Linked DNA regions of Homo sapiens: region 2 is linked to region 1. The links are chromatin loops, found by intact Hi-C in ENCODE. Cell type or tissue: MCF 10A. All regions are shown on one strand. Each heading gives the region's core, and the rest is flanking DNA. Links, peaks and the distances in the headings are about the cores only.

Region 1 (5,386 bases), core at 317-5,316:
ACTATATTCTTGTCTGGAATATGGTTTTCATAGACACTCAATTCCCATGATCCCCAGAGACTTTCATTGGCTTGCCCAGTTTCTTTCCATCTGGTCCTTTCAAACCAGGAAAAACAATATGGTAATTCTATTGTTGCGTCTAGTAGCCTGGAAAAATGGAAATGTATATTTAATATAATATGTAATATAGTGGCTCAGTAATTTTTAAATATGTCAATTAACACTTCCATTCTTTTTGATTTTTGTGTCCCAGCATCATTTAGCACTCTATGTTCTGGAATAAATATCTCAAAATTCTATAAATTACATATGCTCATCTCTGGGATAATGCTACCTGACCAAGTTTAAATTATTTCCTGTATAGTCTTAAAAGCAAACATGTTAACAAAAAGTTAACATAAAGAAAATAATTGTTTAAATAGCAAACTGTTAATATGTATTATTTAACAATTTTCCAAAATTGCTGTTTTCTATTATTTTTTCTTCCTCTTACTTTTAGATATTTTTCATGAACCTTTTATCTCCATTTTCCTTCCTTTAAAATTATGTTTCACTCATTCATGTTCATAGAATTTTCAATCATGTTAAAAGCAAATATGGGTTGTTTGCTTATTGTCACAGATAGCCTCTTGGTTATCATTCTCCACAGTCACCTTATTCATGAATTGTAAGTTGGAGATCAGCCTCCCAGTGCAGAACTGTTTAGAAATAGCCCTTCATGCTTGCTCCTCTATTCCCAGAGGAGTTTGCTGCACATGCCTAGATCTCTTTCCATCTGGCCTCTGCACAAAGGGTTTATCCCACTTTAACACAATTCTTTGTTTTATAGAGGACCTTGACTTTATCTGAGAGTGAATACATATGAAACAATAATCATGTTGCAGGAAAACCTGATTTGATCATTTTTTTTTCGTACTTGATTCCTAAGATGACAGTGAAACTACAGTTAGCCAGCAACAAAGACTAAAGGCTGTAATGATGACAGAGCTGTAAAAAAGTAAATGTGAAGGGTCTGATTTTTCCATTATTACAGTACTTACGTTTATGTGGCTTCAGTAAAAAAGAAAAAAAAAACTTGGTACATTTATTTTTATGTCTATCACTGAAAAACCTTTGTGAGTTTGTAAGACATTAATATGAAAACGGCTGCTTTTGCATACTGATAGATTTGTGAACTTTATTGCAATATATGTTTTAACAGAAAAATATAATTATAGTATTTTAAAATGTAACTCTTCCTCCCTCAGTGTAAATAAAATCACAATGACAAGAGTCCTGAAACCTCTAACTGAAAATCTTCCTTTAAAAATGCATGGTGGTCTTAATGTTTAAAAGAAGTCAGCCTATTTTCGCAGTGTATATTCATGTTATCTAACGTTCTTTTTTCTCCAATTATTATACATACAGTTTTATAAGTGAATATTTAAGAGTCAAGAATTTTGTGGTATTTTGCCTAGAAATAGACTGGAAGAACACAAAATCTAAATAAAGAATAAACACCAAAAGGCCAAAGGGAAAGAACAAAAAAAGTACATGTACATGCATATGCACACACACACCCCCACATAGGTGCTTTGTTTTTAATAATTTATTTCAAAACGTATTGTACAATGCTGTCTCAAATACTTTATTTGGGTTTAAAAGAGTTGTAGATGTTAGTATAGGTTGTTGATTTCAAATGGAAAAATTATTGGCATTGAAAGATGGCAACTGAAATCTTGAACCTAACAGTTAATTAAGGTTACTTCGTGAGGATTAAATATTAGAATTCTGCTCCGCCCCCCACCAAAGGATACCGGTATTTTTACTAAAATATATTTTTAGGTTTGTTTTGGCATATTCTTTTCAAAGAGATTTGAAACTCTTAAATTGTTATAATTACAAAATCTTATATTTGAACTTTCAAAACATTACTCATTTTGAAGTAGAATCTAAAACTACATTTAAAAACATTTCTGCCCACATTTGGTCTGTTTAAGGGACTAACCTTTGAACACACTAGTCTTATTTTGAAAGGGCAAGGTGTTTTTTTTTTTTAATAGCCAGTGCCCCACAGAAGAAAAACTGTGACACCCCCCCCCCACAAAGTGCTCATATATATCACCTGTGTTTGTTAGCAATGTTACCTCCAACTTTGTTATCTTGGAGTAATTGACGAGTAAATCATTACAAATGGGTCCAACTCTAAAGGCAAAATCGTCAAAAAGAAGAAAACAGCAAATCCAACTTGCCTTATGTTTATTAGAGGAAATCCTGAAACTTCTGTAGATTGCAGTGTTAGGAAAAACAAGTTTGTGATTACAGCGATGTTATGACCACTTCCCCACTCTAACTCTGTTGTTTAAGGGAGTCCACTCCTAACTGCTGACTCAGTTTGTCTTTACTGCCAGAACTGAAGCGTGACCCAAATTGTCTGCTGGGTTGAGTAGGAACAAACGGGCAAAATGATGATCACTTGGCAGTTCTAGGTTTACTAAAGGATACTTATTTGGTCTAAACACTGTTTGTGGGACTGCAAAGGTATAAATAATGCCCCTCCCAGGAAGGAAAAGGAAAATCTAAAATCTTAGGCAACCGACTCAAGGTCACTGACGGAAGGCACCATTTGAGACCGAGCTCCTCAACTACAGTCCCATCACGGACGGGAGCCACACAGGAGAGCGTGCAGGAGTTTCGAAGCTGCGTAGTACAATAGCTGGCGTGGGCAGTTCTTTTATACTCTGGCTAGAGTAAAATTAACGCACCTTTGCGTTTCTCCATCGCCTCTGACAGCATCCAGCTAAAGGGTGTAGGGTTAAGGAAAGCGGAACCCAGTTGTCCTTTCTCAGCTGAGTCCTTTCAGAAACTGGGACTGAGGAGGGTGAGCGCCGCGGAGAGGGGCAGGGGTGGGAGAGGAGAGAGGGGCGCGGGGCGGGGAAGAGGCGCGTCTGGAAGGCAGTGGGGAGAGGGACTGAGAGGAGTGGGGTTGAAGTCCAGCTGGGAGCATCCAGCGGCGCTGTCTGCAGACAGGGGCGAAGGCAGCCGCTGAGAGTGAGGCAAGAGCGGGAAGCCGAGGGAAGGGAAGGAAGTAAGGAAAGAGGAAGGAAAGGCAGGAGGGGGTAGAAGCTGAGCGGCTGCAATTTCTGCGGCCGGCTCAGTAGGAGGAGCAGGAGGGGAAAGAGGAGGATCCAGTCAGTCAGTCAGACAGCCAGCGGGAGGTGGAGAAAGCAGGAGGAGGAGGAGGATTAAAGATGGCCACCAACAGCTGCGGGAAACGGCAACAACCCCTCACTTTCCGGGATGGTCCCTGCGGGTCGGCCCGGCCTTGATGGAGAGAAGAAACCCGAGGAGCGCCGAGGCTGAGGCGGCGGCGGCGGGGACCCAGCGAGGACGAGGACGCGGCGGAGCAGGGACGGGGGCAGGAGAAGGGAAAGGCGGCGGCGTCGCTGCCCCTGCTGCCTAGCACCGCTGCCTGGCCCGGCGGACCGGTTCCCATACCTCGCGGCCGCAGAATCGAGCTCGGGCCCCGGCCCCCGGCCCGCGGCGCGGGGCTCCCGGGCCCCGCCGCGGACGTCGCGCCGGTCGCCCCTTCCCCGTAGCCCGTGCGCCCTCGGCGCGGAGCCCCGGCCCGCCGCGGTCCCGTCTCCTGGGCCTGTCCCGCCCGCGCCCTCCGCCGGCCCTCAGGTGAGTACCCCCGCCATCCTCCCCGCCCCCCGCGCTCCCGGAGAGGCGGTGCTGCCTCGGCCCGGCGCGCCTGGCCGCTTTGTTCGTGCGGGGCGGAGGCGCTGCCCACTCGCGGCCCTGCGCCCGCTCCCCCTAGGGACAGGCCGCGGCCCAGCTGCTGTCCTCCCCAGGGTCCGCCTTGGCCGGGAGCCGCCGCCGCCGCCAGGGTGGGCGGCCTGGCCCTAGTCCTCCGCTGCCTCCTGGGGAGGGCGCCGTCGCGGACGGGTCGGGGTCGGGGTCACGGGCGGCGAGCGGAGCGGAGCGGAACCGGGATATTTCGGGGGATAGGGGAGGAGAGGGCTGGACGTTACCTGTGGGAAGCAGTGGGGGCGTAGGCGGCCCTGGCTCGCAGGGGTAGGGGATCAGGCCCTGGCCCCCCCCCGCTGCATCCTGCGGGGTCTCAGCTCCCGGAGCCACCCGGACCTGAGCGCAGCCGAGCGCGGCCTCCATCCCTCGGGCGCTGTCTCCAGGGCTTCGGGCCTCTCCCCCTACGCCCTACGCTGGAAGCCCTTCGATTATGGAAGGAGCCAGAGATGCTCCAGTTCTCTTGTACTGGGGATGTGGTGGCATCGCAAACATTCACAGTTACGGCGGGATTTAAGAAGCAGATGAGACCTTTCCAACCAAAGGCCATCTGGCTAGTGTTTGAGCCTCAGGTGCAGTTTTTCATTGATTTTTACCATTTAATTGTGAGATCTGCAATATCAGGTCTTCCTTTCACAGAAACAATGTGATACAACCAGATTGAAAGGATATTTACTGCATATGTGAACCCTTGCATGGACTTCCAGTACCTTAAAAATGGTTAAGTGTTTTCTGTTGGAAAATGGTGCTCATGCATACGAAAAACTATTTTTGTTCAGTAATGGTTGCCAACTGGTTTACTATGTAGTTTGAACACCAAACAATTAAAAAGGAAAAACAAAACCCTATTCTTCGGGCTTTTTAAATAGTGGCATATTTCCAGGTTGGTATTTGGTAGCAGGTTGAGAACAACTGGTTTCGACTATCAGGCGACGTAACAAACATAACATAAAACAGAACTAAAAATGTGCTAATTTATAGAAAAACATGTTGTATTAGTGCATAAGTCTAGTAAAAAAATCCGACTTTAAAAAAAATAAAACTTTATCATGAGACTCTTAAGTATAGGAATTAGGTTGGTATGTTTTTATGTTTAAAAATATATATTGCATTAGAATTGAGAACTCTTCCTATGATATTTGAGCAATAGTAAAGTATGTTAATACTTTGAACCATTCTATCTCAAGCTGCTAGAAAGAGGTTTCTACTGCTAGTTTCTTTCCATGAGTTAAAATGGATTCATCTGAAATATATGTATGCTTTTGGTGGGTCACAGTGGGTCATGCCTGTCATTCCAGCACTTTGGGAGGCCAAGGCTGGGGGATCACTTGAGGCCAGGAGTTAGAGACCAGCCTGGGCAACAAAGAGAAAACAATTTTTGTAAAGAAAAAAAAAAATGTTTCAAAAAATTTGTATCACCTCCAAAAAGGAGGGATAAGTTAGAAAATACAATGTTCTACTCTTGCATAATCTGTTTTTGAAAAAGTAAATGACAGTATATTTCAATATTAGTTGGATTCTCTGCTTTGAAGAGATTCTTAAATTCCACTGCTCAACTTTGCAATTTTAAAAGTTTACATCAGTTGTTCTTAATTTATTT
Region 2 (5,386 bases), core at 282-5,281, 150 kb after region 1:
TAAATATATGTATTTTCTGATCAGTTAAATTCACTCATAGTGTTATGCATCTGTGAAATGAATGTTAGATTTGGCATTTTATACACATGCATGCATATATGTATGTATGTAAGTAATGGATATTCTAGTAGATATCAAACAATATACCAGGAGTTATACATATGCTTTTATCATTTACTCCTTAGTAATACTATAAATTAAGTAGCACCCTGTTTTGCAGATGAGAAAACTTAGGTTTAGAGAAATCATATAACATGGATTTTGTTCACTTAAGTGACTTTTAATTAGTAGAACCGACCCCCAGATTTCAATACCCGTTTTATTTCCACAGCACCATTGTTTTATACAGATTTATACACTCACATTCTCCCATATTACTGGTTATTGATATTATAAGAAATGATATGTAAGAAATTTTTAGAATCAAACTATAATCGAATGTTTCACTTTCATTTAGAAGTGAATTTAGTAATGCAAGTAAGGAGTAATGGAAAAGTAGACTATTAAATATTAAATGATATATTTTAAAAATTTCCAAGTTCCAGATATAATAGTAGCTAACATTTATTGACTGCTTTCTATTAGTACTGTTGTATGCATTTATCTGCATCTACTTATTTAATCCTTATGATAAAAATAAATACTATTAGTGTCCCTGCTTTACATACTGTAAACTGAAACACAGACTGGTTGAAATATTTTCCCAAGTTCTATATGTCTGTCTAGTAGGTAGAGGAGTCTAGATCTGAACCCATGTAGTCTCTTTGTAAAGCTGTGCTTTCAGCTTATCTGCTGTGAATAATAGTTGTTTTAATAAAAAGAGACATAGCCTTCTCTTTCTGTGACTAAAAACCTGCTCTTGTATTTAAATAATATCTGAGTAAAGTGAAAGAAGTCCATTAAAATTTATGTTCTTTAATTTATTGATTGATGCAAGGTTTCTAAATACAATTTTCCGTTGTAAGGATTCAGGCCTCCTTGATTCCAGGACGAGGGCAGAGAAAGAAACAAAATGAGCCTAAAACATTTCAGTTAGCCTTGAAAAAGTAAAGAAGAGATCAAAGAAAATAAGCAATTAAGTAAGTACAATCAAACAAATAGAGAAGAGGAAAAACTCTTACTTATAGTCAAAAGTCAAAGAAAATCACAATTTATGAACTATCGTAGTAATAATTGATTCAAGTAAAATTCATCACTGGATACTAAAGATAGTAGATGAAAGTTTTAGAAGTGAAAGGATTTTTGCGTACTCTTAAATTTTATCCTTAAAAGATATTTCTTAATTTCGAGTGCTAAAATATTAGCTTTACAATGGACCCTACCGTAACTAAATGATCAGCATTAACTTTGCCAGTGATGGACAGATGAATAGCATACACCTCCTGATAGGAAGCACTGAGAAAAATTCAGCTCATTTTTGTACTTTTTCCTCCCAAAAGTATATAATATGAATCTGATTATTAGAAAACATCAGATAAATCCTAATTGGAGGACTTTCTATGAAATAATTGGCCTAAACTCTTAGAAAAAGGAGATGAAATGAAATTAAAAATGACGTAGGAACTGTTCCAAAAAGTAGAGGTTGAAGTGACTACTGAATATAGTACATGAACTTGTATTTTCCTTTGCTATGGAGGATATTATTGGGATTTGGAAAAAACACAAGGTCTGTAGATAAAATAATTGTATTGTTTGAACGTTAGTTCTCTGATTTTGAGCATTGTACTGTGAGTAGTAAGAGAATTCCTTTTTTTGAAAAACACTGAAGCTTTTAGGGGAAAAGGGAAGGGGAGAAAGAGAGAAATTAAGTAAAATGGTAATTTTTCAAGAATCTGAATGAAGGATATCTGTGAATTCTTTGAACTATTTATGCAGTTTTTCTTCAAGTCTAAAATGACATTAAAATAATAACAGACAAACCAGTGTGTTTAACCTTGCTTCCAAGGCCCTTGTGACCCGATCTCCATCTCCTTTCACTTCCTCTACTAGTACTCTCACCTGTAGATGAGAAAAACATTATTTTTCCTCTACCTGCTGAGTTCTTAACTAGGACAGACCAGTGTTACAAAAGACAAATTAACAAGAGAAAAACAAACAAGTTTATTAACATGTCTACCTCATATGTGCGTGGGAAACAACCAGGGAAAGATAACTAATTCTCAAAGAGGTGGCTTAGAACTCCATTTTGTATGGTAGTCCCCCCATATCTTCGGGGGAATACATTCTAAGACCCCCCAGAAATGCCTGAAACTGCAGATAGTATGGAATGCTATATATACTATGTTTTTTTCCTGTGTATATTCATACCTGTGATAACATTTAATTTATAAATTAGGCACAGTAAGAGATTAACAACAATAACCAATAATAAGATAGAATAATTATAACAATATGCCAGTGTCACTACTCTTGTGCTTTGGGACCACTATTAAGTAAAATAAGGGTTACTTGAACACAGGGACTGGGAAACCTCCACAGTTGCTCTGATAACCGAGACTCTGCTCAGTGACTAACAGGCAGGTGGCTTTTGCAGCATATGTACACTGGACACAGGGATGAGTCACAGTGGTGTGGGGCAGTGTGAGATTTCATCATGTTACTCTGAACAATACACAATTTAAGACTTTTGAATTGTTGTTTCTGGTATTTTTCATTCAATATTTTTAGGCCAAGTTTGAGCACAGGTAACTAAAACGAAGGAAAGCAAAACTGCAGAGAAGGGGGACCACTGTATAGCATTCTCCGCAAAGAACAGTACATTTTTAGAGAAATGATGACATAAAGGAAACGGACTCTAGGGATATCAACTTGTGGGAAGGCAAATAAATGGTAGATAAAGAATAGTTGGTAGTTTGTTGTGTGCATTTCTTTGCTGTCTCCAGGCTGGGAAGGGTCTGACTTCATCAAATAGGGGATGGCAGAGAGTTTTCTTATATCTACTTCTTCCCAATTGCCTTCAACTGAAAATAATCCTTATGCCATAGTGGCGTATTTTGGGGTGGCATATACTAGTTTCCTACATACCCCATTCCAGCCACAGACATTAGTAGTTATTACTTCTATTTTCTTTTACTTTTATTCAATTAAATGTTTCATTGGTAATGAAAAAATAGCATTTCTTTCCTTATGCTGTCATATATTTCATCATGTTTTGATGGTGTATAATGACAATTTTGAATATGCATCTTAAAAGCAAGATTAATCTCACCGCAATTTATCTGTTAGACAAAAAGGATATCCACATGAGTGTCGATATTTGAAGAACATTTTATATTTGAAGGAATTGTTGGGAGAACATAGATGGCTTCAAAAGATGCTAAGGTTGCCAACTTTTTTTTAACATACCATTTTCTCCTCTTTTGGTACCTTATTAATTGGATTTTTTAAATATTGGTAAGTAAAGCCAACAAGAAGTAATTGGCTGACCCGTAATTTTGAGGCAGTGTTCTGGTTAATGTTAGTAACTGATTCTCAGGCTGGAAGAGGGCAGGAGAGAGTCATGATATTTTGCATTTACTGATTTCCAGGGTATAAATACTCACATTGTGGCCTATTCAGTCAACTAATGTGCCACTGAATGTGGATTGGAAAGAGTTGCACAGTAGTACACCATTATATAGCATTTCCTCATGCAGATACGTAAAAGCATAGATAATAGTAAAATTCAGAAAATAATTAGAAACTGATGAGTTTTGAGTATTTTGTCTGTAAAATACTTAGTTGTAAATTTGTTACTTAATTTTTAATTATGATTGTACGTTTAACAACTGACTTACAAAATTCCTGAAAATATGGCACTTGACCTCTTGAGAGCCGGTATGAGCTAGCTCTGGCATTCTGCTTTGAAGGGAAAAAGTAGCGCTGAGAGCCAATAGGGAAAATGTGGGTTCTCAGTTTCAATTTCCATTTTTACTTCATTCAGAATTGCTTCTTAGTGCCTCCATTCAACTGACATATACCACAGACCTATGTAATTTAATTTGTAATTACATAGTGCCTCCATTCAACTGACATATACCACAGAACTATGTCATTTAATTTGTAATTATTTATACACAAACCTGACATTCCATGACATGTCATGGAAATTCTCCTGATGCACAAATTTGAATTGTATGAATTGTATTTATGCAAATATAAGTAATATATAGCTGATTTTGTCTAATTAACCAAGCAGCCTCCAGATCTCATTGCAGCTTTGGTGTTTGCTACTTGTCATCATTTATTGATGTAAGTGGGAAGTTACATTATTCATGGTATTTGAAATTTTTCGAATACTGAGATTGTGCTTGGGATAATGTCAGAGCAACAACAGATACCAGTTTTGAGGAAGTAGGAGGTGGGCCTGTCCAGAAGTACATAATATAAATTATTGGACTAAGATTCGTAAGCAGCAGTTTTTCTAACCTCAGTCATAATTCTAACCAGTGATAGCATTTTGTACATGTTACTTTAACTTTGAACTCACCCCTCCTCATCTATAAAATAATACTTGTCATATTTTTCTCCCAGTATGTTTTTGAAAATTGATGATAGTGATAGGCTTATATGCCGGGCACTTCTCTAAGGGTTCTTACATGTATTTCCTTTGAGGTTAGTTATTGTTGTTTCCATTTTACATAAGAGGGAACTGTGACACAGAAAGGTTAAGTAACTGGGATGGTTAAATACTTTTTAATGTTGGAGTCAGAATATGACCCCAAGCATCCTGAGTTCAGCCATCTTCAGCCTGTGTTATAAGGAGTGTATGTGTGTGTGTGTGCGTGCATGCGCATACATGTCTGTGTTAAGTCTTTTGTTAATATGAAATATTTTAAGTATTCATATAGTTTATTAAATTTGACAAGATAGGGAAACTAACTATATTGTTACCAGATACTAAAATGTAAATTTATTGATTGAAGACTATTGGAAGAAACATTGTTTTTATATTTTATTTACATACAGATTGCATATTTTCTGTCTTTTAAAATATTAAGGAATAGGTGTGAACAATGAAATCTTCATAACTTCTGAAACAGTATATGTCAAAAGGTGACTAATATATTAATACAGGTTGAGCATCCCTCATCCAAAAACCTGAAATTCAAAATGCTGCAATCTTTTTGAGTGCTGACAAGTGGAAAATTCCACACCTGACCTCATGTGATGGTAAAGTTGCATGAGCAAAATTATTTAAAATATTGTATAAAATTACCTTCAGGCTATGTGTATAAGGTATATATGAAACATACATGAATTTTATGTTTAGATAACTTACTGTATATGTGCAAATATTCCAAAATCCGAAACCTTTCTGGTGCCAAACACTTTAAATAATGGATATTCAACCTGTATGTAGCCTTTTCATTCTTCAGATACCATTAGAAATGTGTGAGATCTTTTA

What was found. Peaks named below come from ENCODE experiments on the same cell type or tissue, not always from the same donor. Only the 100,000 strongest peaks of a DNase experiment are listed, where the experiment ranks them.
Region 2: it touches region 1 in a loop (11-fold over the local background); 11 of 110 quality-filtered maps call a loop at or near these places.

Annotation. Positions count from the first base shown.
Region 1 is chr4:84,964,486-84,969,871 of GRCh38, reverse strand. WDFY3 (WD repeat and FYVE domain containing 3) reads left to right here and starts at 3,182. Exons shown (of 68, transcript NM_014991.6): 1 at 3,182-3,663. WDFY3-AS2 (WDFY3 antisense RNA 2) reads right to left here and starts at 4,256. Exons shown (of 4, transcript NR_152775.1): 1 at 4,014-4,256; 2 at 1-147. In MCF 10A, for the core only: no CTCF peak of the experiment used is centred there; a DNase peak (open chromatin) is centred at 3,141.
Region 2 is chr4:84,811,730-84,817,115 of GRCh38, reverse strand. All of the region lies in intron 13 of WDFY3 (WD repeat and FYVE domain containing 3), which reads left to right. Among named protein-coding and RNA genes, the nearest start is that of WDFY3-AS1, 18 kb to the right of the region's middle. In MCF 10A, for the core only: no CTCF peak of the experiment used is centred there; a DNase peak (open chromatin) is centred at 2,535.